2 separate regions of the Homo sapiens genome follow, and region 1 is linked to region 2. Evidence: chromatin contacts called from ENCODE Hi-C data. All regions are on one chromosome and are shown on one strand. The core of a region is the stretch at or near the end of the contact, and the rest is flanking DNA. Distances in the headings are between cores, read along the strand shown.

Region 1 (3,803 bases), core at 950-3,449, 5.3 Mb before region 2:
AATGAGCTGAGTCTTGAAAGACTGACTGGCATCAGACAGGTGAAGAAAAGACGGGAGAGTGTAGTCAAAGACTCTCAAGGAGAAATGAGCCAGTACATTTGGCGGACAGTAGACAGGTCCCTGAAGAGGAGCAATAAGAGATGAAGCCAAAAAGAAAGACTGAAAGCAACCTGTGGTGAGCAAGACAGAATTTGGATTTTATTCTGTAGGTAATGTGGTGTTACTGAAGGTTCCTCAGTGTGTAGAGTGGTATTTCAGAATTGTTCATCTGCACATAGACCTGAAACTTGGCTTTAGAAAGACCTAAAGACCCAGAGTTCAGATAACAGATTCTCAAGCTGTGTTTTAGTACAGAGAAAAATGTTCTGTAAGGGACTTTATAAATTCAGAATTCTAACACGAGCAGTGTTGGTTACCTAAAAATTAGAAAAACTGGAATATAGAGTTTAGATAGCAATGGAATCCAATTTATTTTTCATCATTTTACTTTTGTTAATGAAGTGTGAGCTTTGTCTGTAGCTGCCATGAAGTGACTGATTTCCTTTATAAAACCTACAGTCTTTATTCAGAAGCAAGTCTTCAATGTTGCTATGGGCCTAATAAATTATTATAAACCATTTTGCAAAAATTAAATTTTGCCTAAACAACACTTTTAATAATAAGGTTGTCTAAAGTTAATATACAAACAGGGCTCTCTGAGGGTGTTAACTATCTAGTAATTCAGGCTCTGCTGGATACAGTGACAGAGCTCTATGAACCTCAACTAGAACTCAGGTCGGCCTCAGGTGAATATAAACACTGTATGTGAGTCACCTTGCAATTACAGCTGCCACCTGGAAGCAAATTTAAGCAGTAAGAACTACAAAACCAAATCCCTGTAAGATCCTGCATTGACCTTCCTCTTACTTCTTCCTGTCTGAGGATCCATAAACCTCAGGATTCTTTACTAATTTCTCATCAGCATCATTTTTTATTGTATTTCCAAATTTAAAAACAACTGTCTCCAAAGGCCTCAAAATTACTTTCAGTTATTACTATAATAAATATCAGCGATGTATGATGTATTAATTAGAAACTAAGGTGTTTTTTTTCCCCTCCCCACAGGAAAACTACTTCAGAGAAAGACTTTAAATTTCTGAGAAAATCTTTATACATATTGAGTATAGATGCTATCAACCACATACATGAAAATAATTGTTTGGGGATAATGCACACCATTTGCCAATGATTAAGATTCAGCCCAGTCTTTGTTGCTGCATTTCTACATTCACATAAATTGGTAAGTCATGATGACACAGAAGGCTCACATGCCACGTAAAAATTTCAAGCCTGGATCTGAATGGGTGCCTGAATCCTTCTCAGAATGCATATTTTGGAGGCAACTGTTTGGTTTATGTTACTGCTCCCTAAACTGGGCAGTGACTCAAGAGGCAGCTGGAAGAGAGAAGGAGGTGCTGGGCAAGTGCTAAAAAAGAGTGAAGCCTCAACAGCAGAGTCCCTCCCCTTCTCTACACACCACACAGCCTTTTTGTGACTTCTTGTCCCCATAAGATATGCTCCTCTAGACTAACTCCCCTTCCCAGGGTGGAGCAGAGTCTCACCGGCTCATTATCTCACAGCTCCCGGGATGGCCCCGGGTACAGCAACTGTGTGGCACTTGGCTGTGGAAATTCAAGTTTTTCCACCCTAAAACAAGTAGGTTGTGAAACCCGATTTCGGTCCTGGTTACCATTGAGAGGGGCCTACCACAGCCCTGTGCCTGGAAGTTCCTGCCTGTCGAAGCTCCTAGCCCCCTGCCCCATCCTCACCTTCTGCACCTGATGGAGAAGGTGCAGTCCCTCCGCGCACCTTACATGCCCATGCCACACTGGTGGACTCACGCACGCACGCCAACTCTGCCATCCCATGCACGCCCGGCTTCGGAGGGCGGCTACGAACTTACTGCTCGTCGAGCCAGCCGAGCCAGGGCGCAAGGGGAAAGGCCCGAGCGGGGCCGGGGATAGGATCGGATAGGAGTCGGGGTCGTGGATGGGGTCGGGGCGGACCCCGCCGGCCCGCTGGCCTCCCTCCCCTGACCCCCGGGACAGCCCCCGATGCACGTGCTGGGTGACAGGCCCCCTATAGGTTCCATACCTGCCACCGGAAGTGAGTGAGGAGGGCAGTATAGGCATTTCCTGTGACGCGAGCGCCTGGACTCCATTAGGCAGCAGCTGGGGGAAGAATCAACACACCAGGGAGCAGAGCGGAGCGGATCCGAGGACAGAGGCGGCAGCTGCCTCCGCTGCCGCCCGCCGCCGCCGCCGCCGCAGCCACTGCCGGGGCTCAGCCCAGCGGCGGGCCCCGCGCCCCCGCAGCCGCCCCGCGGCGCCCCCCGGCGCGACCCCCGGGCCGCGCACCCCGAGCTGCCTCCGGGAGGGGGGGGGGAAAGGGCCCGGATCCTCCTTCTCCCCCTCCTCCTCCTCCCCCTCCTCTCACCCTCACCCTCACCCTCCTACCCTGACCCCCTCCCCGCCTCCCCGGCCCCCCTCACCCCGACCCTCTCCCCGGCCCCCGCCTCCCCTCCCCCGCCTCGCCCCACCGGCTTCCCACCACGGCCTCTCTCGGCGAGGAAACTCTGGCCTCCGCTTCCTCCTCCTCCGACTCGGACACCGGCGGAGCCTCCCCGCCCCCGCGGAAGAAACCCCGAGCCTCGGCGGCGGAGGGAGTAGGAGAGCCCGGGGCTTCGGCAGGCAGAGCAGGCCTCTCCCCTCCGTCCTCGTCGTCCTCGTCCTCCTCCTCCTCCTCCTCCTCCGTGGTGGTAGTGGTGGGACTTCCCCCGGCTGCTGCCCCTCCCGCCGCCGCTGCTGTCCCCCACCGAAGTAGCGGCCACAGCCTGGTCAGCGGCAGCATCATGCAGGCCAATGGGGCAGGAGGAGGAGGAGGAGGTGGCGGCGGCGGCGGTGGAGGAGGAGGGGGCGGCGGGGGCCAGGGACAGACCCCGGAACTCGCCTGCTTGTCGGCCCAGAACGGGGAGTCGTCCCCCTCGTCGTCGTCGTCCGCGGGGGACCTGGCCCACGCCAATGGGCTCCTGCCTTCCGCCCCCTCCGCCGCCAGCAACAATAGCAACAGCCTGAATGTCAATAACGGGGTTCCCGGCGGGGCGGCCGCCGCATCCTCAGCCACCGTCGCAGCTGCCTCCGCCACCACCGCCGCCTCCTCTTCCTTGGCCACCCCAGAACTGGGCAGCAGCCTCAAGAAGAAGAAGCGGCTCTCCCAGTCAGATGAGGATGTCATTAGGCTAATAGGACAGCACTTGAATGGCTTAGGGCTCAAGTAAGTATCCCTTACCGCCAGCTGGTGATGGACAGACCGAGGGACGGAGGCTCCAGGGGGGTAGGGGAAGGGGCGGAGGGGGGAGGGGGGCTTGAAAGAGCTCGGTCAAAGAGAATGAGTGCTGGGCACGCAGGACCCAGTACACAGGAGGACGCGGCTCAGGGCGACCGGGGAGGAGGAGCGGACCTGAAAGGAAATAGGGGAAAATCAATCAGTCTGACAAATTGTGAGACGAGACAGGCGTTGAGGGGTTAGGAAGGGTTAGGAGAAACCCAAAGAATGACTTCTCCCCACGCACCTTCAGAGCTTAATTGTCTGTCAATAAAGACAGATGCGGGAGTGTGTTTCTGTATGTGTTGGGGGAGGGGTGGATTAGAGCTGGTGGAAATAATGAACCTTGGAGGATTTGTTTTTCAAGTGTATCTTGGAGGCATCTTTGTGGGACACCTCCCCACCCCCAACCGTGGCAGACAACAACCCAAGCAAACTAC
Region 2 (3,803 bases), core at 1,278-3,777:
CAAGAAGAAAGCCATAAACAAGACACATGGTTTGGGCTTTGTGGACCTACTAGCTTAGTGTGGAATACAGACATTACATTACATAATTACAAGTATGATGACTACCACTGAAAGAAGAACCAGTGTCCTATGGGAGCAAATAAGAGTGAATTAATCTGATCTGAGAGACTGAACAAAACTCATTAACCTATCATTTATTTTTATCATCTTAAAAGAAGGTCCGTCTTTAGTACTTTATTAATAGAAAAGGCTCAAATTAAGTTGGCTACATATAATTTACACTCCCATATGTTCTTCTATGGCTGCTATCTCCTAGAAGAAAATCTCAAGCTTTTAAGGTTTTTTATTTGAAAACACAAAATCTGTCTTTAACAACATTTTTTCAGCCTCGAAGAGTAAGAATGCAGCTGCAAAACAACATCTATCCATTCCCAATGTCCACTTTTTAAAAAGCTAGTACTTTATTCCATAGTAAAAGTGTTAAAACTGGTTAACAGTATGGCAAAACTGAGTGTGATAAAACAGAATTGGTTTGCCCATATTCTAGTTAAGCAGAAACCAAACATCTCCTATAACATAACCACATACATTAAAGTTGAATGTAAAATCACTAGCTGCTAAAGACCTACTGGATGATAAAGACCTACTCCCAACGATAAAGATGATAAAGACCTACTCCCAATAAGGTTTTATTTACTTCAGTGGAGATTTAAATATATAGGAATCACATTATACTCGCATACTTGGCAGAATTCTTTGAATAAATTCTTGGTTCAAAGTACAAAGGAAAAAATACATACATACATGACTCTGAATTTTAGAGACATACCCTTACAGGTTATAAAAATGTAATCTGAAATTCAAAAAAAGGATAATTATTTTAAGCAAAGAGGTCCAGGGGAAAAAAGAACATAGTCTAGGAGTTCTTCCTAAAGATAATGAGAATTGATTATGAGAAAGGGTACAGTGTTGGGGAATTTCTGGGTACTTATAAATGAACACTCTTGGAGCCCTAAATAGTACTACCAGTCTCCTAGTTATTAAGTACCGCTGTCATCTTACACACGTCACCTTCTAAATATATGCCGTCTTTCCCTTTAAACACTATTGGACCTCTTCTTCCCTATCTCCAAAACAATATATCCTAGTTCAAACTTTTTCACCTTACCCCACCAAAGCCCTGAGTTTGAGGTCGGAGAGCTTTGGGTTCTAATCCCAAATCCGCCACTACTCACAGTAACAGCTAAGAGACCTTGGCCAAGCTGCTGAACCTGTCTGGCCTCATTTTCAAAATAAAGAGAATACCTCCCACAATTGCCCTTTTCCAGGTCTCTGCCCAGTACCTTTCCAATTCCCTTCCAATCACCGTCCCATTTAAGCCTACCCGTCTCGGCTCAAAGACCACTTTCTTCGAAAAGTCTGACAAGCTTTTCATCTTCCAAATGCCTTAATAATGCCTAACCACATTTTTTTCTCTTACAATTCACTTGGCAGGAAACCATGCACCGTCTTGTGATCTTCCATGCACTGCTGACTCAAACTAATTGGATTGTTTTTGTTTTTAACTTTAGGTAGGCCCCCTGAGGACACCGGCTGCATCTCATTTCTTTAAAAAACATTTCCTGAGAGCTTACCCTGGGCCAAGCACTGGGGGTGCAAAGGTTGACACAAGGGCCCTTACTCTCATAATCCAGTGGGAAGTTCACAATCCAGTGGGGAAGACAGACAAAAGTGATTACAGATGAGTGTTAAGTAACGATACAGCATTAAGCACACGTTACTAAGGGCAGGTAGTGGAAGATGCCTGTCCCTGGGGGTCCTGCCCCTGTAGTCTATCTTGGAAGTTTAATGACACAGGCGGGAAAGGGAAAGGAAGGAAAGAGAAGCAGCAAAAAGGAAAGTGAGAGAAAGCACTCCAGCCATGGCACAGTGGCTTACAGAAAAGAGATAATCTGTAAACAGTATCTAAGTTAACTGTGAATCTCAATTGTCTACATTAGTATGGGAGCCTGGAAAAAGCAATGGGCAATTACGACTGAAAAATCACTAGTAGCTGATAATGAAAAACACTAAATAATTTCCCTCTAGCAGAAGACTTACCTTACTAACTTGCTCTGTTTAAACTTGGGGCGAGGAATGGGGAGGTGTGTTGTGGGGATGGAGGGCTGGCTGAGCGGCGGGACACAAGGCCCCAAAGCGAGGGTGGTGGACCAGTGACCGCCCGATAGAAAGAGGAAGACTAACGGGGGAGGCTGGGGGCAGGTGGCGCTGCCCGTGCATCTACAGCCGGGGCTGGCGACGGGGGAGCCACCCACTGGGCCCTATTTGGGCCCGGCGACACCTCCACTTGGGCAATACTGGGGTAACCGAGGGGAGGATGTTTCCCGAGCTGTAGAAAACCAGGACGTAAAATTGAAATCCACCTGAGCCATGCAGGAAGATCAGAGAGGCGCTATGCCTCCCTGCCGGCGACACGATACAGCGCTGCAGAACCGACCCCGACGCAGCCGCCATCGCTGATGCCACTGCCAGTCATGCGGTTCCGCCCCTGCGTTGCCGCGCGGGGCCGCGCACGCAAATACGCAGGCACGCGCGGGAGCACGCCCGGGAGCGCGCATGCGCAGCGCTGCTGGCCCGCTCTCTGAGGAGCTTTCAATACTTTGGGGTCAAGTTTGAGGCAGTTGTAACTGTACTGAGTTTAGTTTTGCTAATAATGGTATTCTACGTGTGTCAGCCTCGTGTGGACTTCTGTAATGACTAATGGATATGTTTATATCCTGAGCATTTGCTGTAGGAATTTTAAATGCAATCCCAAAACTCAAGATTACCTTATTTGGAGAAATATTCGTGTTACTATGTTTAAAATTTAATAGAACCATATTTTACCTTTCACTTTGGGACTCGCACAGGATGTTTGCAGCTCTTGATATACAGGGTAAGCGAAGCATATAATAATAAGTTCTCTTCGTGTCTCTTATTTTTAATAAATAGTTTACAAAGCAAATCTAATTTAATGAGATTCTGCTTTATATACCCATTAGAATGGCTCTTATCAAAAAAACAGAAAATAAGTATTAGTAAAGATGTGTAGAAATTAGAAACCTTGTGCATAGCTGATCAGAATGTAAAATGATGTTGCGGCAATAGAAATAATTTGGTGGCTCCTCAACAAGTTAAACATTGACTTAGCATAGGTACTAGCAGTTCCACTTCTAGGTATATACCCAAAAGAGATGAAAGCAGGGACTCAAACAAATACTTGTACTTCAGTGTTCTGTAGCAGCATTATTCACAAGTACCAAAAAGTGGAAACAACTCAAATGTTCATCTACAGATGGAGAGATAAACCAAATGTGCTATGTACATATTGGAATGGAATATTATTCAGCCTGTAAAAAGAATGTGATTCGGATACATGCTACAACATGGATGAACCTTGAAAACATTATGCCGAGTGAAGCCAGACACAAAAGGACAAATAATTGTATGATTCCACTTACATGAGATATCTAGAATTGGCAAATGCATAGGGACAGAAAGTGAAATTAGAGGTTACCAGGGACTAAGGGAAGAGGGAGTTGGGAGGTTGTTGTTTAATGAGTACAAGAGTTTCTGCTTAGATAGTGAAACATTTTTAAAAATGGACAGTGATGATGGTTGTACAACAGTGTTAATAACTGCCAGTGAACTATACACCTAGTAAATTTTATGTGTATTTTACCATAATTTTAAAAATACTAAGAAATGGAATTATTTCCTGTATAAAGTCCAAAACATAGGTATCTTTTAATACTGAAGGCAGT

The links. A loop is a pair of places that touch in the nucleus more often than their neighbours do. Pooled maps may share reads with other maps.
Region 1: a map with no recorded cell type shows a loop between it and region 2 (7-fold over the local background). The contact joins the promoter of WDR26 here to the promoter of LYPLAL1 in region 2. A Hi-C loop is called at or near these places in 3 of 37 single-sample maps with no recorded cell type and 3 of 50 pooled maps.

Annotation. Positions count from the first base shown.
Region 1 is chr1:224,433,193-224,436,995 of GRCh38, reverse strand. It overlaps WDR26 (WD repeat domain 26), which reads left to right and starts at 2,199. Exons shown (of 14, transcript NM_001379403.1): 1 at 2,199-3,312. The coding sequence starts at 2,591. It also overlaps a transcript of CNIH3 not described here. RefSeq lists an enhancer at 1,291-1,480 and a silencer at 1,821-2,220.
Region 2 is chr1:219,172,602-219,176,404 of GRCh38, reverse strand. It overlaps LYPLAL1 (lysophospholipase like 1), which reads right to left and starts at 2,527. Exons shown (of 5, transcript NM_138794.5): 1 at 2,424-2,527. The coding sequence starts at 2,514. LYPLAL1-DT (LYPLAL1 divergent transcript) reads left to right here and starts at 2,617. Exons shown (of 5, transcript NR_038845.1): 1 at 2,617-2,935. RefSeq lists enhancers at 2,237-2,566, 2,647-2,696.